3 separate regions of the Mus musculus genome follow, and regions 1 and 2 are each linked to region 3. The links are chromatin loops, found by intact Hi-C in ENCODE. Cell type or tissue: left cerebral cortex. All regions are shown on one strand.

Region 1 (8,000 bases), 65 kb before region 3:
CCCACAGCTGCCATGGTTGTTCCTCACAATATATAGTGTCCTACCCGAGTAGGCACTTCAAGATCATCCTGGCTAATTTTTTCAGTTCCTGTTCTTACTGAAGTTATCCATGTTGTCGGTCTGTATCAAGTTATGAAGAAGTTGAACAGTTAAGCATACTACAAAGTGTACGACCAAAAATATCCTTCCCTGGCTTTTATTCTCCCCACAAAAAGGCAGCCACCTCGACAGTATCTTAGTTTATTGTAGACAACCACTTCACTCCATCTTAAGCTCCAGATCTCATCCTATACACACACTCTCCATGCAAGGTATACAACTACTACACTCAGCAACTTTGCATCTTCTCTCCTACCCCTTGTGCTGGGATCACAGGCCTGTGCCAACATACCCATCCCTCCTGTTTCTTATACACACCACACACTAGCTTTTCACAAAGTTAGCAACACAGTATTTTCTGACAGTGTGACACAACATGAAGAGTAGCTTTAAAAAAAAAAACAAAAACAGTTGAACATCTGGGAAACATTCAACATTGTTACTATGCAAAGAACTACAAATTAAAACTAGCCAAGTAATAGACTAAGCTTATGAAAAAATTAACTAAAAATAAAAAATGAGACCCTGGAACTGGATTTGACCTGAATGTCCTCTCCTTGAAGACTAGCTTTATTGTACCAGTAGGTACATACAAGCTTCCAAAGCAAGGAGGCAGCCAGCAGTCTTACCCAGCATGGCATGATAACCCTAAGGGGGCAGTAGTGGCACAATGCCTTGGTGGTAACTAACTGCTCTCTAATTGGATTTAAGATCCGACCAACAAGAGGGTAACCACTCAGTGCTAATGAAGTCTTGGTTATGGAAGGAGAATCTACAGCCACTAATTTACTAAATTAGCATAATCCTTGACAACAATGTATAAACATTTATCCTTATACCCACTGACAAGTGTAGTCTCCTTATCAAGAAAACTTCTCTTTGCAACAGGAGACCACTACAGAAAATTAAAACCAATCAAAATGCAGAGTTGTAGAGCCCAGTTCCAAATGGATCTGCTTGTTAGTTTTATGTCAGACAACTAGAATTGTCTGAGAAGAGGGAACCTCAACTGAGACATTGCTTCCATAGATTAACCTGTAGGAACGTCTGTGGGGCTAGTGGTGTGGAAGGGCCTAGCCCACTGTAAGTGGTACCATCCCTAGGCAGGTGGTTCTGGGTTGGATAAGAAATTCACTGAACAAGCCATGGGGAACAAGCCAGTTAACAGTATTCCTTCAGATCTCTGCTTCAGTTCCTGCCTCCAGATTCCTGCCTTGAGCTCCTTCCCTGATATCCTTTCACAATGGACTTGTAGGCTGTAAGCTGAAATATCCTCTGACCTACATGTTGCTTTTGGTCAGGGTATTTGTTCCAACAACAAAAACCAAACTAAGACAGATTTAGTGAAGAATTTTGCCCAAGAACAGAATATATGCGTAAGACCGCTCCGGGTTCATAGCTCTGAATGATTAAAGCTGCAATGTTCACCTTGCATTTGTCTCAATATAGCCATCTCCAGATACAGCATCTTCCAGCCAACAATACTACTTCCAAACCAAAGGTAAAGCCTGTGAGCTGGTTAAACCACCAGATAACATCTTCCCGCTTGGTCTCATCTTATTACCCTCAGCATGTGCACACGTACACACACACACATACACACACACACACACACACACACACACACACACACAGACACAGGCACCCCACTTCTGCCATCATCCCCTGGAGAATTAGCTCCGCCACAGCCTGCTGGTCCCCCCTCCCTTCTGTTTCTCCAGCAACTCCCAGAAGCACGTTAAAATCCCACTCCTGCCATGAGACTTTAATGAGGGGGATGCTCTCAGCAATTTGAAAACAGGGTAGGGCTGATTAGGGCTCCGGTCCATCAGCATTTAACCCAGCATCTGATGCAGCCCTCCAAGCATTGACCTCATTCCCCATACACACTCAATTAGGCATATTTACTTCTCATTAGCTGGTAAGCAATCATGAGTGCTAATAAAATCCTTTCCTATCCTCAACAATGACATTAACGCCATTAGCTGTCTCTCAGATACCCTTCCATGTTTTGTTGCCAACACAGTCCGCTCATTCATCTACTTATTCATGCATCCACCCACATAGGCCCTTCTCTACTTAGCAAGGGTTAAGTGCACAACTACTGTGTATCTCCTCGGGAAAGGCTTAGAACTGGATAGAATTAGACACAGCAGCTTCCCCAGAAGACAGTGATAGCAGGTAGAGGAAAATTAGAAGGGGAAGTGGAAGAACAGAAGTACAACTCCATCCTTCGGCATCAGTTCAAATCCCAGGTCAGCCACATTTTCTCCTTTCCCCCTTGTTGAGATGGGCCCAAAGCTACACTGGAAACGTCACTGTTTTCCAGATTGGCCTCAGATTCATAACTTTCATTCTCAGCCTCTTGGGGTTGGGATTACAGGTGTGCACTACCATGCTCAGCTTCAGCCAGGTTTTATCTCTGAGTATTGAGCAGCCAATCGATACCTCTAAAACTCAGTAAGATGAAGATAATCAGCCACAGGGGCTGAGTACGACACTGCCTACTGAGACTCTATTGCAGCACACAGCAAGAGTGTACACTCAGGATGCAGAGGGGAGTTAGGAGTTGGTGGCCTATTATCAGCCTTCAGACTGTGCCAGACTAATCCCATTCCCTTTCGTCTTCCTCTTGCCTGCAAGGATAACAACCATCTTACGGTTCTAAAGACTTAGCATTAAGATGGGGAAAGTCTGCCCCTCTGCATCTCTCTTCAGCTAGGCAACTCTTCCCTGTTCTCCTCCACTTCTCCCACCACAACACACTTCTGTCTTTCACAGTTCCCCCGTCACGGTCCCAGAAGGCGAGAGCAATAGTGGAGATATTCATCTTAGATTGATTACTATGGTCACACATAGGAAATGAAAGTCGGCTGGCTCACATGTTAATCTACTAAGGACTTACATACATCTACATAAGATGCTAGGAGTATCTAGCAAGCTAGAAGCTTGCTAGGGCTTCAGATACTCTTATGAGCAGCTATTTTTTTAATGGGAAAAGAAGCCATTCATAAACATATGCAAAAATATGTATGTAGGCACACGTACAAACACACGATTGGCAATATTACAGAAACGATATGCTGACTTTATAAAGGAGAAACTGTCAGCCTCTAAAACTGAGGAGCAGGCTAGAGCTGAGAGAAGTTTCAGATTCTATTAAAAAAAACCTTCTGAACTGTTGTTTTCACAAGAGCATACATTATCTATCTATATCCGCGCAGACATCTCTAAGTCTACATTAAACAAAACACAATCTGCCTTCAAGGCTCGGCTGGTGCGTCTGTGGAGGTGGGCTCGAGAAGGGAAGGGGACAGACGTGGGGACGGGGCCTGGGGAGGGGCAGGGAGGCAGAGAACTTACTGGTATTGTGGTCTATGAAGTAATCTCCGACCTGTGGGTCGTATGCTTCTTCCCATCCCAGCGGTAACTCATCACTGATGCAGTCAGCGAAGGTGAGTGGTTTGGTGTACCTGGCAAGGAAGACGAGAGACAGAGACACAGTCCGTTAGCCTGCATTTCCCAACACTGCTGCGATGTGCTATTTTCCGAACTCCCCATTCCTGCAGATCCAGACATTCTGTGCCTTGATTGTCTGGGAAGGGGAAGCTGTTCTACAGTAGCATCAGGGTAAGGATATGGGGGGAGGTCTCTACATTCTAGTCCAAATATTTTACCTCTAACGTGGCAGTGACTTCGGCAAGTCATCTTTCTGTCTGGACCTTGGGTTTCTGCATCTCCAGGTGAGAGTTTGCACAGCAGCTCTAAGGCCAAGTCTTGGCTCTGTGACTCAGATTCCAGCCCCTTCTGGCTTTTCCACCTGTAGCTGGCTGGCCCGCCCCGCTCTGGTCTTTGTCCTGGCTCTGTCTTTTATTTGTCATGCCCACTTGCCCTTTGAAAAGCTGGCCTCCCGTGAGCTCTAGAGCAACAGACGCTCCAGCCCCAGCAGTCTGGGCCAGCAAGCCGCATTTATTTGCTGATTGAGTTGGATCTCAAATGCCTGCACCCACTGCTGGCTCTCCTCAGCCGGGCTGCTCAAACTGATCATTTGGCAATAATAACTCTCGGAGGCCCCATCTCGTAGGGTGTGAACTGGTAGGGTGTGAACTGGTGGTCATCACCCAAGCCTTAGTGGCAAAATCAGACAGATAAACAAATCACGTAACTGAAGCAGCCAAGGCGTGTCAAGGCTGGAAAACTGCACCACACACCATTTGTCCAGGGGTTCAGCGAGAGAACCGGGAGCCAGGAAACTAACACATGGCATCAGTGGCTTCCCGAGACAGCCACTTCCAGGTGTCCCCAGTGCTGCCTCTGTCTAGAATAATCACATGTTTTCACGCCCATGTGGGGGTCAGAGGACAACTTTTGGTTATCAGTTCTAGCCCAAGATAGGGTTTCTCTTGTTCTGTTACTGTGTGACTCCCACCATGCAGCAGGAATTGCAACTTTGTACCACTGCTGGGCTTTAGAAAGGGAATTTAGGCCAGCAGGCTACACAGCTGCCATATTTATCTCCCTGGCCTTAAAATACTCATTCTAATATTCCCGAGTTTCTGTCTGCTCTTTCCTCATTCCAGTCAGTTCTGGAAGCCCAAGAGACTGTTTTGCCTTCTTTCCACAGATTAGCAAGCTGAGGTACAATGGAACAGGAAGGGTGATGCTTTGACCATCTCTTCCTTAACCTGGATGATTGCTCTCTTCTTAGACTCTTTGCTGTAGGCCTATGTGTTAGAAGCTTGGCTCCTGGCTGAGTGCTATAGGAAATGATGGAGCCCTTAGGCAGTGAGATCACTGGAGGTGTGCTTCCTGAAAAGGAGAGAGTGGTACCCCAGCCTTTTCTTCTCATCTCTTGCCATCTGGCTATGAAGTGAACAGCTTTGCTCTGTCACATACTCCTGTCAAGATCTGTCGTCGCCTCAATACAAGCTCAAGGCAAGACAGTCATTTATAGACTGAAGCCTCTAAAATGGCTTTTCTCTCTGCAAGCTCGTCGTTGTAGGCATTAGATAGAGAGATGGGAAGTTGATGACATCTAAACCAAACGTAAAGCTACATAGGGACAAGGAGACACAGTGACACTGAAAAAGCCACTGGCACACCAGACCCAGACGTGTTCACCCGCCTGCTTCATACTCAGGGTTTCAGAGACTGTGACCTGTAGCCACCAATTGGCTTTGGTTAATAATTCATTCCTGCATTGTGGGAGACTGTGGTTCCATGTGACTGGGGCCAGGGGTATGTTTTTATAGGCAACAAACTAAGAACTATAATCAAATAAGGATCCAATACGCATTGTTCTTTGGTTGTGTAAGTTGGGCAAGAACTTAATCTCCCAGAGCCTCAGAAAATTTCATCTGTGAAGTGGGGACTAATGTAACTCTTCAGGTTGCTGGGTAGGTTAAATACGGTCATGTCTGAAGTTAAAATATGTAGCAGGAATCATATCTGAAGTTAAAATATGTAGCAGGAAAGCTGGGGGTGGGGTGGGGGGGGTGAGGCGGCATGGCACGGCAGTTAATGTGTTTACAAGATCATCAGAGTTTAGCTCCCCAGAACCCACAAAATGCAAGGTGAGAGTGTGGCAGCCCACTTGTAACTTCAGCCTTGGAAGGCAGAGACTAGGAGTTCCTGGAGCAAGGTGGTTAGTGACACTGTCCATCCTGGGATGCTCTCTCTGCATCTGGCTGACAGTCTCTCTCAAAGAGTAAGTTAGATGAGTGACCAACGAAGATCCCTGATATCAGTCAACCTTGGGCCTGTGTACCTATGTGTGCCTGTATGTACGAAACACACAAGGGGAAACTGGGGCTAAGAAGGCTACAATAGTCTTTCGTTTGTTCATTTTATTTTATCTTTTGTTTGTTTTGAGACAGGGTTTACTACGTAACCCAGGCTGGCCTCAAACTCCTGGTATGTCTGTCTCCAGCCTCCTGAGGGCTAGGGTCACAGGTTCACAACAGTATGCCTGGTTAAAAGCCTATAATGTTCTCAAGAGAGCTGGAAAGGAAAAGGAAACTGGGCAAGAGGGGAAGGGAAGGGGGGGAGGAGTGGGGAGAAACAGATTTGAGTTACAATGTTGTCTGAGGCTAGGGCTATAACTCAGTAGGCAATACTCACCTGGCATGCTCAAAGTCCCCAGTCCATTCCCCCAGCATCACATACAACTGTGTACGGGGTACACACCTGCAATCCATGAAGTTGGGGGCGGGTGCTGAAGCTCACGGTCAGCCTTGGCTACACTGCAAACTGGAAGCTAGCCTAGGCTACACGAGACTGAACTTACAAAAAAAGAATCTAGGCAGGTATGGGAGCACATGCGTTTAATCTCAGCACTCAGGAGAGGCAGAAGAGGCAGGGGCAGAAAGGGGCAGAGTCAGAAGCAGAGACTGAGGCCAAGCTCTGTAGGTTTGAGGCCAACCTGGTCTCCATAGCAAGATCCAAGACAGCCAGGACTACATAGTAGGAACCTAACTTAAAACAAAGTAAAACAAAGAAAAAAACTAGATACGAGAATTTTAACATAGTTCCAATTTTACGTTAAACTAAATTTGTGGTAACAGTTATAAAGTAAGCATAATTAAGTATTGAACAACGTTTTTATCTAGGCCTACAAAGCATGCTATGAAAGCCATGTTCCCTCTCTGGGTAGTAGATGTTCTTGTTCAATTTTACAAACGAAAGCACATACTTAACAATGCATAGTTAGTCTACCAGCGGTTCCAGTGCTAGATCCCAGAGTCAAAGCTTTGCCAATAAAGAAAATTAACAAGACCCAGTAGGTCTCAGAGCAACGTGGAGCTGTGCTAGCACAGAAGATGTGTGAGACAGACAAGGGACACTGAAGTTTTATACGATGCGTTTTCTCAGCCATTGGTACAAAGGTGTTCACTAAACCTACACCATCCATGGCTCCTAGATGCTTGGTCTCAATCCCAGGACAATCTGTTGAGGTTCCCACTCACATATCCAAGCAGACACTAACCACCAGGCTCTCCCAGCATCTCTTAGTCCCTTCTGGCTGGCATTCGCTGACCCCAGCTGCCCCGCTTTACATAACCCAGATACTTTGTTATACCAATCCCCATCCCTTTTGGTCTACCCTTTGCTCTCTTGCCTCAATAGCCTCTCTTGGGTGGTGGCTTTTCTGTCCTCAGCATGGCCCAGCTTAGTCTGGCCATGTTCACTCTGGGCTCTCCCAATGGTCCTTGCCTCTTTCTATACTCTCACTCATATCTACACTATAACTTCACCTCCACAGTCCCTAGGAGAGGTTATGTCCTTCCTCTTTTACTTCTTTTTTTCATTCACTACACATAGGACAGTTAAGTGTTTCCAAGTCATGAGTACAAATTCAGGCTCTCAAGGTACCGGGAAGCAAGAATGTGGACAGAAGAACAGGACTCAAACTGCATCAAGAATCCAGGAATTCATCAACTCCACACACTGCTCAGGTTTCCATCAAGAAGGTGAGGCTCTCTGGTCATTAACTGTAGCATCAGTGACATGAAGGGTATGAGGAAGATACCGATTCCTGTCAGCCGTAACTACAGACATTTTACCAACAGGAAGGAACATGCAGCCATAGGGCTCGTCGTTAGAAAGAGCAGCTAAAAGAGAAAGAAAGGCTTTGGGTTTTTGTATTTGGGCTCCCCCTTGGATGCTCAGTGTGCTTCTATGAGAAACAGGAAAGTTGCTATGGGAAGGAACTCTACAACTTACAGAAATCTGGACAGAAAGTTCTCTCTGGAACAAATGCCAAGAGGGAGATGAATAATTCAGTGTGCAGAGAGGTGTCATTCAGAGAATCAGTATGAAGAGAAGTGTTTTAGCCTCTCCCTCTCCCCCTCCCCTCCCCTCCTCCTCCTCCTCCTCTTCTTTTTCTTCTCCCCCCACCTCTC
Region 2 (8,000 bases), 56 kb before region 3:
AAGAGGAAACAGACTGAGCACTGTCCTTCTAGAGTAGGGTAGAAGGCACGCTTCAGTCAGAAGCTAATGTTTCGGAGGTGCCTGGCATTCAAGGTGCTGGGGTGGAGAACAAAGGTCAGCGGGGTGGTCACAGAAGTCTCTGAGGTGACCTTCTCCAGTGCTCAGGAGGTAGGAAGTAGCTAGCCAGCAGAGGTGCCAAGCATCCGAGGGAAAGGCAGGCAATAGGAGTAGCAGATGCTGAGGCTGTGGGTCAGGATAGTGCTGGTACATTTGAGTCCCGAAAGGCTTGGTGTGTGAGATGGTTATTTATTTATTTATTTATTTATTTTACCATCCTTCTGTCTGTTAGACACAAGACCAAAAGAAAGGTGAGGCCGGGTGCAGGTGCTGGGGCTGGGTGCGGGGTCTCCCAGCTGCTGGTGGGGACTTTAGGTCACACACCTTTGTTCTCTGCCCATGTGCTAAGCACCCACTCCATCCTCCAGTCTCCTGTTTCCACTCTCAGTGCTAGGCATAATGAATAAGGCACTGTGTGTGCCTTGTGAGAGGAGGTTTACACTTCAAACACGGAATGAGCCCTATGACATTCCACAACAGGAGATGTGGCCAGGGTTCTCCCCGAGGCAGTGAGCCATGCACTAGTAATTAAAGGATGTAGGGATACATGACAGGTAAGCCAGACAGATGTGAGAAGACAAGGGGTTGGGAGAACGAACGGACAGTAACGGGTGTGGGCAGGGAGGGCAGAGGACCAAGTTAAGGAAGGAAAATACGAAGGCTGGCAGCTTCACGGTCTAGGAGGATGCAAGGTCATCTACCGAGGGTCAGAAAGTCAATGCCAGGGCTGAACTCCAGGTCCCACCTTGCTAAAGATGCCTTTGTCTTAGGTAACCTTGTTAAAAGGTATTTCCTTCATGCAACACTCGAGTTCCCATCTTACAGTGTGGCGTGGCCATGCAGTAAGATGACCCATTGAAAGTGTTGAGCGCAGACCTTGTAGGGAACTGAGCCCTAGATTGTGTGCATTGGTGATGTGATTCCCCGGGGAGACACCTGTGCACTGTGGGAATTATGTCACCCTGCAGCATTCCTTCCCCCAGGTGTTCAGCAGCAGTAGTTACAACTCACTGACTCTGGCAACACCTGTCTGCACAGGCACCAACATTCACCTCCTCGTGTATAAGGAGACGACACACACAGTGATGACCTCCTTAAAAAGGGCTCTGCCTAGCACACGAATGCTATTAGCCATTAGCCGTGGTGCAGTGGGCTATATTCCCATATTTCCATAATATGGCATGGGAACAATAGCAAACTAATGACTCAGGCTTAAATAGCTGTAAGAAGCCTTGTACTGCACCCCGTCCCCTTCCTGAGAAGCAGGGACTGGGGAAAGCACCCTCCTGTGGGCTGGTGAAATGGTGCTGTGGGCACAAGCACTTGCACAGTTCTGATAACCCGAGGTCAATTCCCGGATCCCACAAGGTGGCAGAAGAGAACCAACTCCTGAGAATTACGCTCTGACCTCCACCCACTGTGGAAGCCACTTGTGCCCCGAACCCCCGATAGAAATTAAAGCAGGCGGGCTGAGAGATCGCAGGTGTTTGGGATTTGGCTCTCTGTATTTGCTTTCTGAAGGGAATGACCTTTGCTCTGGGAAGGCCTATGCCCGTTTCTCCAAAATACCCCCTCTCCCTTTCTCCTGCTCGCTTCTCTCAGAGCACCTGTGTCTGCTTTCTTGCTCTCAGACCCTGGAGTCTCCCAAGGTCCCGGCTCTGGTTTGGCTCGTTTACTCAGAAGCTTCTCCATTTAGCCACTCCCACTCCTGGAATTCTTTCATGAGGCCAGGAAGAGAAAAAAAAAAAGAGCTTCAGGGAAGATTCTAGACTGTTCCTTCCACCAGCTCTGCCTCTGGACCCTGCAAACCAGTAGCTCACCTCTTGCCAAATCTCTTCTCTCTGGCCAGGCTAGTACCATGAATGGCATGACTCTTCCCTCCCTTCATCTCCATATCAACGTTTATCCGTGTCGTGCTCCTTCCTTGATGGCCTGCAAACTGTCAGGTGAATCTGTGTGGTGTATGTGAATGTCTGTGGGTCACCTGCTGGGACTTCAGACTACAGTTGTGGCAACTGGGAGTGACAACCTGCACTGCCATCCTGCCAGCCCAATTCCACCTGCAGGCGAAACTGTTCTCTGTGGTACTGTGGTACTGTGGTACTGGGTCTTCAATGGAATATTCATGTGACAGGTACCTTTGCAGTGCTCAGTCCCCTGCTGCTCTGTAAGGCACTGCTCACCCTATCATCTCAAGAGACGCTGTAGAATGCCAGCCAAGAGCACAGAGCTCTGAGCCCACACTCCCTGGGTTTGAATCTGTGTTGTCACTGTCTAGCTCTCTGACTGTGGGCAAGATACTTAAAAGCCCATCTACAGAATAAAAAAAGAAAATAGATTTATTGAGCCCTCACTGTGCACCAGCCGCTGTTAAAGCACTTCATAGGTATTTCCTCATTTCCATAACGACCCTTGTAGGTAAGTATCCTTCAGACCCACACAGGGGTCTTTGTGGGCCAAACAAGAAAGTGAATACAACAGTATTTGAGTGCACAGTGAGTGGCCAGTAAAGTGAATTATTTGATATTTATTTACCCCACTAATGTCAAGTTGGGCCACGGAAGTAGCCATATTAAATAAAGTTAGAACTAAGAAGGCCTTGGCAAATGAATGGCCCAGCCTTCACTGTAAATGGAGACACAGAACAAAGAGATTTGCCCAGAGCTACCCAAGGATCCAGAGGCAGACTGAGGTTAAAATCCAGGAAGCAGCCTCTGGATGGTACTACAGTCATGACACCAAGAGTCAGCCGGGGTTCAGCTTTGGCACAGTCTCCCGGCACATCAACTCACAGACAGAAAGAGGGCTTGTTGGCTAGGGACCGGAAGTAAACTGTGACACTCTAATTTTAACCAAACCTCTTTGGACAACCATCTCCTGAAGGCCCAATGCCACAGTAGACTGGAGTTCCTGACATCCCTACCCTGTTGGCCCTCATATAACCCGAGCTCAGCTGAATCCTTACAAAACCGCCCAGGCTTGTCTTTCTTAGCTGTGTAATCTCTATCCATTCCTTTCCCCATCTTGGAGCCTCAGTTTCCCCAAAGATATAGGCCAATTTAGAAAATTTGCTTCTCAAAGTCAATTCGTGTCTGCCTATGACTCATCAGAGCATCTGGTGTCACAGCCCCTGGCATGGCCTGCCATCACTCTTTAAATGTAGGAGTCGAGGACACTCAGCTCTTTGCTTTGATGTTTCTGATGCCATGATCTGTTTTCCATGGAATCAGTCATCCAGATGTCCTCTGAGCAGGAAAAGCAGAGACTGTAGTCCTCCATCATTCCCTGACACGTAGCCATTCCGTAACCTTCTCTGACTGCTAACGCTCTCACTAGCCTCACCACCTGAGAAACAGACCCTCTAAGAAGAAAACTGGTTTCTGGTGCTCTCTGAGATCCTGCCTGCCGAGGACCTCTCCCACGCTGGCGTGGTTCAGATGGAGTCCCAGAACTGGAATGACAACATCTGAGTTTGAATCCTCTGTTTTTAGGCAAGCACCTGCTTTTTTCTGGGCAACGAGGAAGCTGAAATGTCCCATCTCTAAGGCCCTCTTTGTGGCGTCGCCTCTGTAACTCTAGTAACTGCCTCTCCCAAAGGAAGCGGGCATTGTGAGACTGAACAGTAATATCCTATAATTAAACCACTTTCAAGCCTGCTGTGGTAGTGCATTCCTGTAGTTCCAGTATTTAGAAAGTTGAGGCAGGAAGATTGACAACAAACTCTACATCAACATGTGTTGCACAGTACGACCCTACTTGGGGGCAAAGAGAGCAAGGGCTGGAGAGATGACTGAGGCAGTGGGGAAGTGCTTGCTAGGTGAGCACGAGCACCTGAGTGTCTATCCCTGGCACGCGTACGGAGCTGCACAGGCCTGTAACATCAGTGCAGGGTGAGTGGGACAACAGGAGGAACTGTTGCTGAGGCTTGGTGGCTTTCAGCCTCGCTTCAGGTAGAGTGAGAGATGCTATCTCAAGAGAAAAAGACAGCGAGCAACGGAGAACACCTAATATCTATCACCCGTGCGTCAGGTGCTCACATCAGGTGCTCACATCATCTGCACATTCATGGGCACACAGATGTCCACCCCCACCCCCGGACAGCAAAACCCAGCAACCCCAGTCTGTCATGCATTCGACTTGTACATAAAACTAACCATGTCCCTTATCTTCACACTAATTGTGTGAGGCAGACACCCACACCCTACACATTAAGCAAGAGGAGAATGGGATTTAACCTCAAAAACACAAGATGAATCTCAGATAATTCACACAGGACCAGGCCTTGCCTGTGGCCAGTCCACAGCTCTACATTTCATTGTCTCTGAGATGCCCATTTAAAATTATTTATTTATTTTTATGTTGTGCATATTGGTGTTTTGCCTGCATGTGTTTCTGCATAAGAGTTACAGACAGTTGTGAGTGGTGTTTGCTGGGAACTGAACCTGGCTTCTCTGGAAGAACAGTCAGTGCTCTGAACCACTGAGCCGTCTCTCCAGTCCGAGATGCCCATTTTAAAGCACCTTGGAACCCGGCCTGTCTGGAACTGTGCAGGACTAATTCTGGCAACATGTCACCGCTGTTAGTCAGGCTACATCCTCAAGGAGATAGATATCCTGCCAGTGTGAGCGCAGCTACCAATGGCACCAGCACAGCTCCTGGTGGAATGGATGTCACAGGCTTGAGATGAGATCCCACTGGTAAAAGTGAGCTCTTTCAACTCCCAGGAGCCACATGCTGCGGGGAGGGGAGGGCGGAGGAGGCAGTGAACAGACCTGTCTAGCAACATTCCGAACACCGAACCTGAAAGTAGAAATTAGGTTAAGGCACAAGTGCCAGGCAGGCGCTGGAGCCCAGCAGCCAAAGCTCAGGTTCCTGTGAGGGCCAGATAACAAGGCTGTGCAGGTAACACAAAGGACAAGGTTAAAGGCCCAGATATCAGCAACTTAGTGAAAGATCAACTAAAGGAACCGGTTCTGAACACATCTTAGGAACATGGGAACTTGATTTCACACATGTATTCTTTTGTACTTCTCTACACACTGGTGTGTCAATTAAAACAAACACCTGTTTGACCCCACATGCCTGTGACCCCAGGTTTTAGAAGGCCATCCTGATCTACATACATAGTGGGTTCAAGGCTAGCCTGGGGGTACATTAGACCCCACACCACCCCTCTGAAATAATAAACATGCAAGTTTGAAACGTTTCTTTCTTAACAAAACAAAACAAATATGATACAAACACTGTGATTAATTAAAAAAAACAGTACGTCGTGGTTTATGGTTGCAATGTATTACTTTATATATTCTATACCGTGTGTAAATAACAAATTCCTAACATATGATGGCACAGAGTAAGCATTTCTATCCCAAAGGGAAGGACTGGGGTGTAGAATAATGACATGTTTCTATTTGCTTCTTTGTTGCTATGATCACCAAAAGCAACTTGGACAGGGATGGACAGGGATGGATTTATTTGGTTTACAGTTCCAGGTCACAATCCATCATCGATGGAGGTCAGAACAGGAACTCAAGGTAGAAACTGAGGAGTAGTAGCTATGAAGAACACACTGCTCAATGTGCGTGTTCACTAGGTTATGTTCTTAGACATCCCCGACACCCCTGCCTAAGGATGGTGCCACCCACAGTGAGCCGGGCCCACCCATATCAATCATCCATTAAGATAACCTCTCACAGACTCAGAGACGGGTCAACCTGATCTGGCCAGTTCTTCAGTTGAGGGTCCCTCTTCTCTGACTCTGGGTTGTATTGAGCTGACAATAACCACCAACCAGGACACATGCTAAAGTAAAACCAAATCCATCAGGGGGAACATGAACTCCTGCAGCACCATGTCTGGCATATGGAGCTTGCAACATGATCGACTGGGCTCCAAGAGGCTTAGACAGCCCCATTCCTGTACCTCTGCCACTTACTGCATTCATGGCTTCCCTCTCAGGTTTGAGCCAGCTCCAGTGGTGAAAAACAAACAAACAAACAAACAAGGTCTGTAGACTCCCAAGTGTTTGCTGATCACACCACAGAGGGAAATCTACATTACCTACCCATCCAATTTTCCCTAATTTAATTTTCAGGACCACAGAGGTCCACAGAAATTGCAAAGAAAATAGTTTTCCCTTCTAAGAAGTATAATTTTCTTTAATTCCCTCCATCTTTTCTTTCTAGAGACAAAACTGAATAGAATGTTGCTTCCAAGGGAGAGTCTGACTGGGTAAGTCAACACGAAGCGCCAAAGTGTTCTGAGCTGAAGGCAATGGCATTAAAGCCAGCAGCACAACACTCGGACAATTAAAAAGGCTATTTTGGGAAGCCCTGGAAAGAGGCAGATACAGTATGAATTATTCATTCTCACTGCAAGGATGACTTCAGGGCATTGTCCTCTCCGTGGGCGCTTGCTCTTTCCTGTTCATTCAGTCAAGCAGAGACGGGGAACACAATACCCTGGCCTGTGCGCTCGTGAGTGCACGTATACACCCATAGGCACGCCACCACAGGGAAGGCAGGATGCCACTCCAGATGGCGAGCCACTGGAAAAGAAACCCGCACACAGTTGGCAGATGCATTTAGCTCCAGCGCCAGAAGAGAAGGTCTGAATTCCCAATTGGCTTGGGAAGAGTGAGGGAAAGAACGAGGGAGACACATGCACACGGATACAATGGCTGTGGAGATCACACATGCACGGGAAAGACCTTGTGGCATTCCTGATATCCCACGAGCTTCCAGCTCAGACTGATTTGAGTAGGACACAGACTAGCTGATCCCAGTGTCCCCGCTGAGATCCCGAGTGTGGCTGATAGCACCAGGGAGCCTTTTGTGAGCCCACCTAGGGTCTGGGTATGCCTGGCGGGTTTGGTGCAGGTGTGCCATCACAATTCTCAACCACTGCCCTTCTTATAATGACAGGAGTGGCATTATATCCACCTAGGAGACTTTGGTCCAGTCCTTCCTTCCTTCCTTCCAGGACAGGTATTCATGGTGTCATTTGTCATAACACAGTCACTGTCACCTAGAGTTGGGTGAAATGTTTCTTTCTCCTTGGGGACATGAGAGCAGCCTAACAGTAGCTCAGGGCTTTTCCATGTGCTGTGCTGGGAAGTTCTCACTGTAGTCTTGCTACACATTTCTTTTACATTGCCCTGGTCCAGATGGTGCCTTCCTGAAGCTGTGTTAAGAGTGATTGGGGTCACTTGGCTGTTCAGAGATGGGCTGGAGATTTGAATGTGGGTCTTTACTGCTGCTCTGAAAATGAATGGGACAGCTGATTCGATAAAACTGGGTGACCAGAAGGAGGGATTTGTTAAATACCATGTAATTAGAAGTCACTTCCAGGAGAAGCCTCCCTTTATAATATCTGGATAGAAGGAAAAATGAAGGGGTTACTTTGGCAGAGAAGGTAGTTGGCTGAAGGAAACAGGAAAGATGGGAACGTATATTAGGTAACCAGAAGGAGACTTCACTCTCAGAAAGCAACCTAGGAGCCGCTGTCACGATCTAAGATCAATCACACAAAAGTCAGAGAAGGATTTAGCAGACACAAGGTCCAAAGAACCTCACTTGTACTGAAGGCAGATGCAGTAGTGACTTGCCGTTGTGCAGCAGCAAGCTTCTTAAGACTGGAGATGTGCCTCAGGGGTGGGACACTTACTGAGCATTCGTGTTCCAGTTCCAGAACGAGCACATGCGTGGTGCGCGCGCACACATGCACATGCATACAGATTAAAAGATTCAAAACGAAATCTCATTTTCTTTCACAAAAAGACACCCCCTAATTAAGAAGTTGGAAATAAACCCGAATCTAAAGCTATTTTTTTTCTTTCCACAACAGGGCTTGCTATCCATGGACATCGCTATCACCCTACCTCA
Region 3 (8,000 bases):
GGTAACCGGAGACACTATTTTGTCCTTGGTGGCTGAGAAATCCCTTTTCCAACTGAAGGACCATTTGACTTACTTCTTTGAAATTCAGGGGAATGGGCAGGCATGGCTGTGATGTGCGCCTCAGATACACACACACTCAAGGAGTGGAATTTTCTTAAATATGTTTCTTTTCATTTGTTTGTTTTACACCATTAACTCGTTACAGAGATGAAACTAACTACTCTGGGGGAATTTACCTCTCCTCCCTCACCCCTCATGTAACCCCGGCAGCTCTTTTAAGCTTTGTTAAATTGACCCAAGCTTATGCTCCCCATCTCTCCCCATCATAACTCCTCTTCTGTCTCAGAAAAAGCTGGGGTACGGAGAGACAGGAAGGTTGAAATCACAGCCCTGGGAGCCTCATGGAGAGCACTCAGCAGACTGCTACCATCACCCACGGAAAGGGAAGCCCTCAAACCTCACCTAGGTTAAGCTACGAGCCCATGCCCACCTTGGCAGGGTTAAAAGGGACAACCTCTAACCAGGCATACAAGAGATTTTAAAGATGGAGAAGCTGTGCCCCCAAACTCTCAAGGCTGGCTGGCCACAAGAGTGATCTGCAGCCCTGACCCCAAGCTCGGGGCTTCATAGAAACTCAGTGCAGGCGGGATGGAGAGGCAGGCAAAAGTAAAGACTGTGCGCAGCTCCGGCAAGCACTGCTATGGCTGTGACATCTCACCAAGGCAGTCTGCTGAACGCAGAGGTTGCTGGGCCTGGCCTGGTGCAGACGGTGATTCATAGTAAGTAGTGTAGGCAACGTAGAGGTGTATCTTTTTAAAGATTCTTTTCTATTGATGGCACTAGAGATTGCTAGTTTCCCATGAGTAAAAATGATAAAAAAAAAAACATTTTTTAATGACTTGGTGTAAAGGCAAGCATTAAGCAACAGTTCAGGTAGCCAGAAAGCCACACATGTGGCACACACCTCTACAACCTGGCATATTATTACCTTCTAGTCAAATCAGTTCTTGGGAAGCTACCCACTTGCCCTCTTCCAAGGGCAACGCATGACTGGCATTTTTTGAGAAGTTTTCTATGTTGTATTATTCTCTCAGATGCTCGGTCATCATCAAGGCTGGCAAAGCAGTGCTCATCCACAAACACAGCACCTTGGCTCACACAGCACCCTGTCTCACACAGCACCCTGGGCTCACACAGCACCCTGGGCTCAGCTGCAGGGACTTATGCTGGAGGACACATAAACTTGAAGTTGTCTGTTCTAAGGGGTAACAAGTTGCCAAGCTTCCCAACACAGTTACAAAGCCCCCTGGAGTACCTCGCTCTGAGAGGCCTGGGGAGAACTAGACAAGATTAGAGGTTAAAAGGCAGAGCACAAGGACAATTTGTAAGTGGAAATAGCCAAACACTAGGAGCAAATCACATCTCTGGGTTCCAGATTTTTCTCTTACGTTTAAACACGGGGAAATAAGCTGGGTAAAGTGGTGCTCACTTTTAATCCCAACCATCTGGAGGCAGAGGCAGGTAGATCTCTGGGCCAGCCAAGGATACCCAGTAAGATCTTATCTTGAAGCAATACACAAACAAACAAGCAAGGGGAAATTGGAGTTGATAGTTGGTGAGATGGCTCGTGGGTTAAGCGGTTTGCCCCTGAGCCTGACCCCTGACTTTGATAAACGGAGGCTGTGAAGTGGAAGGAGCTACTAGACTGTAACAATTGTCCACCCACCTCCATATGCACACACACTGTCAAGCAGGCATACACACCGTTATTAAACACACACAGAGAAAGAGAGGGGGAAGAGGTGGAGTGAGGCATGTGGGAAGGAACTGGGCTTGCGTTTTCTAAAAACTTTCCAACTTTTGGGTCTCACTGTGTAGCCCTGGCTGGCCTGTCTGTCTAGCTTCTGAGTTTCCACTATCACTCCTTCCTTCCCAAGCAAACCATTCATCAGACACAAGGGGAAACTGAGGCCAAAAGATCAAAGCAGCCTGTCTAACACTCTGTAGTACTAGCGCTGAGCAGAGTAGGAACTCAAGAAACGATGAATGAATGAATGAATGAATGAACGAACGAACTCATGAGGAAGTGAACTCATTGCTTCCTACGTTTTTCTTTAACCCTCATCTTGCTATACACCCCATTCTGGATGTCTCAGATCCCCTTCATCTGAACCCCATAAAATGAAAGGCTCAAAAAATTCATCCTGGGTGGCTTTACGTGCACCAAACCCCCAAGGTCACAGACCAAGTGAAAATCTAACATTCCTAGGATACTTTGACCACACTCCTTCTTGGCAAAGGACGACTCCCCTCCTTCCTGGGCAGATGTGGGCCAGGTGTGAGTAACTGAAAGTGGGAAGGAGTCTGGGATGATAAGACTACCTGCCTCAGGAAAAGCTCATGCTACGCACACCCAGCGAGGTGCCCACCAAGGTCAGGATTGTGGAGAAGCCTCTGGCCCCAGAAGGAAGGGAGGAGAGGAGGCTAGGGCAGGCAGGGCTTTGCCAGAGGCCTCTCACCTCTATCTGCATCCTAACAGCTTCCAACTTGCTGTGAGATTCCTGGAGAACCAGTCTCCCTCTTTTGCCCTCCCCCGCGCTCCCTCCCTCCCCTCCCACCTCCGGCTTCCCCAGACTTGCTCCAAAGCTTTTCTCGGCAGCCAACGAAGCACCTGTCAAAAAAGCTGCTTTCTCTTCGCCAGAATGTCCTTCCTCCAGTAGTTTCCCAGCGACCCGTGGGCTCCCTACCACCCCTCCATGCCAGATCACCCCTCCTCAGCCAAGGGAGTTCCCAGGGAAGATTCGCTTCATCTGGTTTTGGTCTTTGCCTTCACCCTGGCCAGACGTCGCTTTCTAAATGAGCCGGGGACCCTGCTAGAGCTTAAGGTCAAAACTCTGGGCAGGTGCTACAAGGGCCTAAGTCCTCCACCTGGGACTGGCTGCCGGCAGTCTGCTTGGCGTCCGCCCCTCTCTGCAGCTCTTCAGAGCTTTGTACTCCTGTACAGCTCAAGGAGGGGTGAGGATGTAGAGGGGGCAAACTAAGACCTGTTAAGAGACACGCAGAGTCCCCCTGCACACTAAGGGCAGGTGCGGCCCAGGCGCGGTGCCGGGTCCGGGTCGGAGCACTCCGGGTCCTACCTGTCCCGCGGGTCGATCCAGCTGGTGGTGCGGTTCCTGTGATCTATGTAGTAGACCTTGCCGTCGAAGTCGCGCGCCTCCTCCCAGCCCTCCGGCAGGGGCAACTCCGGCCGGGGCATCTTCCCGAGCCTGGCCCGCGCTCCCCCATGCAGCTCGCAGCCGCCACGGGGCTCAGCGGCTCGGGCTGGCCGCTTTGGGTCCAGGCGGCCGCCGAGGCAGCATGATCGGGGAGTGGCGCCCACGGATCGGGGGCCCTAACGGGGGCCGGCCGGGGTGGCGCCTCTGTCCATGCGGCCCTGCGGCCCCAGCCCCACGCCGCCCGCCTCTCACGCTGCCATGTGCGCCCGCCGCGGCGCCCAGCCGGCCCGAGTCCGCGGCCAGCCAGCCAGGAGAGCGGCCCGAGCCGCCGCCTGCCTGCCCCTGCCGCTGCGCGCTGCGCTCCACGCCGCCGCCGCCGCCGCCGCCGCCCGCAGCCTCTGCCGGAGCCCCGCCGCGCGCCCCGAGACTTCTGCCTCCGCCAGGTGTGGCTCCGGCGGTGCAGGTAACTGCGCTGCCCCGGAAACGGGAGGCGGAGCGCCGGGCTCCAGGGTTCCCGGGTCTCCTCCCCGCGCCCAGCGCGGCGAGGGCGGGTCCTAGAGCCCGAGACGCGCCCCCTCGTGGGACAGTCCCAATCGCCGACCACCCCGTTCTGCCCCAGGAGGCTAGGCTCTCTCTACGCCAGAGTGTCCGGGCTCTTGGCGCGTGTGGCCCCAAATCTTGACACACCCTGTTTTCTGTGATTGAGAACCAGGAGTCAGGCAAGAAGTGGTTAAGTGAAAACATTCTTGCAAATCGGCGAACATAAGTTTTCCAGGATCTCTCGTCCCTTCCCCCCCAGCACTCACACCATCTGTCTTCCTCCTATTCAGTTCTCCCCGTGTTGTTTCAACCCTCCTCTCCGTAATTTGCAAATGTAGCTGGCTTTCCTTAGGGTCCCTAAAATTAGGAATGCTATGGATCTGCTTCCTAAGAGGACTTCCAGCGGGTGGCAAGGGAGGAGAAGGAAGGACATATTTTGCCAGTCATAGTGAAGTGCACCTGTCTCTCGGCTACTCAAGAGGCTGAAGAAGGATTACTTAAATCCAAAAGTTCCAGGCTGAGTCAAACTAGCAAACACGGGGGGGGGGAATAAATAAATAAATAAGGAAGGAAGGAAAGGGAGGGGGAGAGGGAGAGAGAGAGAGAGAGAGAGAGAGAGAGAGAGAGAGAGAGAGAGAGAAAGAGAGAGAAGGAAAAGAAAGAAAGAAAGAAAGAAAGAGAGAGAGAGGGAGGAAGGAAGGAAGGAAGGAAGGAAGGAAGGAAGGAAGGAAGGAAGGAAGGAAGGAAGGAAGGAGAAAAGAAAGGAGAAAAGAAAAGGCAAACCCTGAAACAAGAATAAGTAAATGTCTTGAGACATTAGCAATATTGAATTAAGGGGAAAAAGTTCCCTCTTAGGTTTGGTGTTTCCCCCAGTGCAAATGTAACTGTGCCTGAGGCAGGAAACTGGACTGGAAGAACGAAGTCCAGCGCCTTGTCTGAATCAATCCCTTAATGTGGGGAGTAACCAGTTAACTCCCTGTACTGTGTGGGGATCCCCTGTTTGATACACAAGGCGTTTTAGGGTGGGCTCCTCAAATCTAAATGCCCTGAGGACATAGGGGACGGGTGTAGCTCCTCCTCCATCCCATCAATATTATACTTCGAAGCCAGGGATCTCAGATCTCAGGGAGGTCCTCACCACCCACCCAACTGCTGGGGAGTTCTCCCTCCAGACTTCCTGTGATGGGCAAAGCCTTCACAATTATAAGTACTTCTAGTGCCCTCCTTCCCCCGTTCTGTTAGGATCAAACTCCAGGCATGCATCCTCACTGAACCAAACCAGCCAATCTGTTTTGAGTTTTTGCCTGGGAGACCTCGCTCTGCCTGGCCTTATACTATGGTTATCTCCCCTTCCTACCTCTGCCTCCCAAGTGTGAGATCACAAGTGTGAACGAACCATCACTTCCAACACGTGCTGATCTGATACGAGGCTTGCGTTTTCAAGTATGATCTCAGCTAATCTTCACGACAAAGCCCTGGATAGGGTACTGTACTTCTCCTCGTTCTGGAGATGAGGACACTGAACTTCAAGATGGCCAGGGATGGAGCTAAGAAGAGACACAAGCACCCTAGCACCGGTGAAACCAATGGTTGAAGGGTCAACCATTAATGCTTCATTGTATTTAGATCGAGGGTTTGTAATGTTTTTTTAGATTCTTGCTATGCAGTCCAGGGTGGCCTTGAGCTCAGCATCCTCCTGCCTCTCCCTTGAGAAAAATGTGATAATGAAGAGTCCCTCCACCTGGTTGGGAAGAGCAAAATGAAATGAGAAGCAGGGCATCATGGCGCACGCCTTTAATCCCAGCACTTGGGAGGCAGAGGCAGGTGGATTTCTGAGTTCGAAGCCAGCCTGGTCTACAGAGTGAGTTCCAGGACAGCCAGGGGAACACAGAGAAACCCTGTCTCAAAAAATTAAAAAAAAAAAAAAAAAAAAGAAAGAAAGAAATGAGAAAAATAAGGGATTAAGCTATCACCAAGGGGTCCACGTGGAGCACCCTGGCTGATCTGATGACCAGCACACTTTTATAAAGTGTGGCTCAACTGAACTATTTTCTGCTAAAAAACACAGACAACCCATGTCTTTTCCTTCCTGAAAAGTACGCTTGTCTGCTTATGACACATCCAACTAGGGTGTGTGTGTGTGTGTGTGTGTGTGTGTGTGCCTTATTTTCCAAGCTTCCTGGATGAATGTGTTGTATGCCAGATGCCCACCGCTTGGCATTTTCCAGTGGCTTGTTCCTCTATACCTTTAGACCATGCCTTGGAACAGCAATTGGTTCCTTAAAGCTTAGGCCTTAGGATCCCAGGTTATCTCCCAGAAGCTGCAAGCAGGGTGATGTAATCTACAGATGGTGGCCTGCCCCCCTGCAATGCCGGGTGAATCATCTCTAGGCATTCAGAGGCCCAGGGCAAGCACGCCAAAGGTAAAAGCTGCTGAGCCTTATGATAGGTTGAGTTGGTTGTTATTCTGCAGGTGACTGAACCACAGGAATCCAAACTGAGACAGGCAGCCTTCCTGGTCTTCCTTTTAGGAACTATGGATAACTTTGGGGCTGAGCAGAGACTACCAGCCACACCCAGTCTGCATTTGCATTCACTGTTAGGCAGCTCATGGGAGACAACACCACAGGTTGTCATGATCTTTTTTTTTAATTTGTTTTTTTTTAAGATTTATTTATTTATTATATGTAAATACACTGTAGCTGTCTTCAGACACTCCTTACAGATGGTTGTGAGCCACCATGTGGTTGCTGGGATTTGAACTCTGGACCTTCGGAAGAGCAGTCGGGTACTCTTACCCACTGAGCCATCTCACCAGCCCCCCCCCTTTTTAAAGATTTATTTATTTATTATATGTAAGTACACTGTAGCTGTCCTCAGATACTCCAGAAGAGGACATCAGATTTTGTTACAGATGGTTGGGAGCCACCATGTGGTTGCTGGGATTTGAACTCAGGACCTTCGGAAGAGCATTCGCCACTCTTAACCACTGAGCCATCTCGCCAGCAGGTTATCATGATCTTAAAGTCAGTGTTCACTGCAGCAAAAAAGAAAGGCCAGGTTCCGCACATGTCTTAAGAGATGGGGCAGGCTGGTGAGATGGCTCAATGGTTAAGAGCACAGACTGCTCTTCCAAAGGTCCTGAGTTCAAATCCCAGCAACCACATGGTGGTTCACAACCATCCATAAAAAAATCTGATGCTCTCTTCTGGAGTGTCTGAAGACAGCTACAGTGTACTTATATATAATAAATAAGTAAATAAATGAATAAGTAAAGAGATGGGGCAGCATTTCACGGGGAATGAGGAGGGGAAACTGAGTGTGGTGGGGGAAGGGAGAGAAAGAGAGGGAGGCTGGAGAGATGCTCACTGGGTAAGAGCATGTACTACTTTCTAAGAGGACATGGTTTCTGTTCCCAGCACCCACATCTGGCAGCTCCTAACTGCCTGTATCTCTTACACCTCTGGCCTGAAGGTACCAGCAATCACATGTGCATAGACACACAATAAAACCAATAAAGTAAATAGTAGGAGGAATGATGGAGAAACAGAGACAGTGAAAGATAGGGAGAGAAAGCTGGCTATCTCAGAAGTGGTTTCTGGCTGGCATCTGCATGCTTTAAAGGACTGGAGGCTTGGAGAACCTCTCCTGGGTTTTGTCTTCCCACTCCATGACTATACCTCCCTACCTCATACCGTCCGACCCACGGGTCCTGGAGACCACACACTGTTATGTTCGGTGACTGAGCCAATAACATCCCCTCTGTTCAGTCACGTGTTACTTGAGGTTCATAACCGTGCCCTGGAGTTGGTGGTTTCAAGGTTGAGAAAATACATTCAAAGCCAGGCCGGGCAGTGGTGGTGCACACCTTTAACCCCAACACTTAGGAGGCAGAGACAAGTGAGTTCCAGGACAGTCAGGGCTACACAGAGAAAACCTGTCTCAAAAAAACAAAACAAAGCCAGAGAGAAAGTCTGGGTAGAGCAAACTTTGGCAACAGGAGAGTCTAGGCAGAAGACATTTCTTTTTTGTTTTTTTGTTTTTTTTTTGAGGCAGGGTTTCTCTGTGTAGCCCTGGCTGTCCTGGAACTCACTCTGTAGACCAGGCTGGCCTCGAACTCAGAGATCTGCCTGCCTCTGCCTCCCAAGTGCTGGGATTAAAGGCGTGTGCCACCAAGCCTGGCTCAGAAGACATTTCTAATTTACCTCTGGGTCCTCAATGCTTAATACAGTGCTGCAAAACAAG

What was found. Hi-C counts contacts between places; a loop is a spot of excess contacts. Peaks named below come from ENCODE experiments on the same cell type or tissue, not always from the same donor. Only the 100,000 strongest peaks of a DNase experiment are listed, where the experiment ranks them.
Region 1: a loop joins it to region 3, with 2.6 times the contacts of the local background. A loop is called at or near these places in 6 of 42 quality-filtered maps.
Region 2: it touches region 3 in a loop (4-fold over the local background); 8 of 42 quality-filtered maps call a loop at or near these places.

The regions. Positions count from the first base shown.
Region 1 is chr11:35,911,714-35,919,713 of GRCm38, forward strand. It overlaps Wwc1 (WW, C2 and coiled-coil domain containing 1), which reads right to left. Exons shown (of 23, transcript NM_170779.2): 2 at 3,463-3,572. Among named protein-coding and RNA genes, the nearest start is that of Wwc1, 65 kb to the right of the region's middle. In left cerebral cortex, no CTCF peak of the experiment used is centred here; DNase peaks (open chromatin) are centred at 3,394, 4,174, 4,929 and 7,846.
Region 2 is chr11:35,920,857-35,928,856 of GRCm38, forward strand. The region is part of intron 1 of Wwc1 (WW, C2 and coiled-coil domain containing 1); the gene reads right to left. Among named protein-coding and RNA genes, the nearest start is that of Wwc1, 56 kb to the right of the region's middle. In left cerebral cortex, a CTCF peak has its summit at 1,464 (motif pointing right); DNase peaks (open chromatin) are centred at 168, 438, 4,765, 6,662 and 1 more place.
Region 3 is chr11:35,976,834-35,984,833 of GRCm38, forward strand. Wwc1 (WW, C2 and coiled-coil domain containing 1) reads right to left here and starts at 3,694. Exons shown (of 23, transcript NM_170779.2): 1 at 3,138-3,694. The coding sequence starts at 3,256. In left cerebral cortex, a CTCF peak has its summit at 3,791; DNase peaks (open chromatin) are centred at 730, 1,217, 1,712, 2,667 and 2 more places; H3K4me3 peaks cover 2,787 bases; H3K27ac peaks cover 1,747 bases.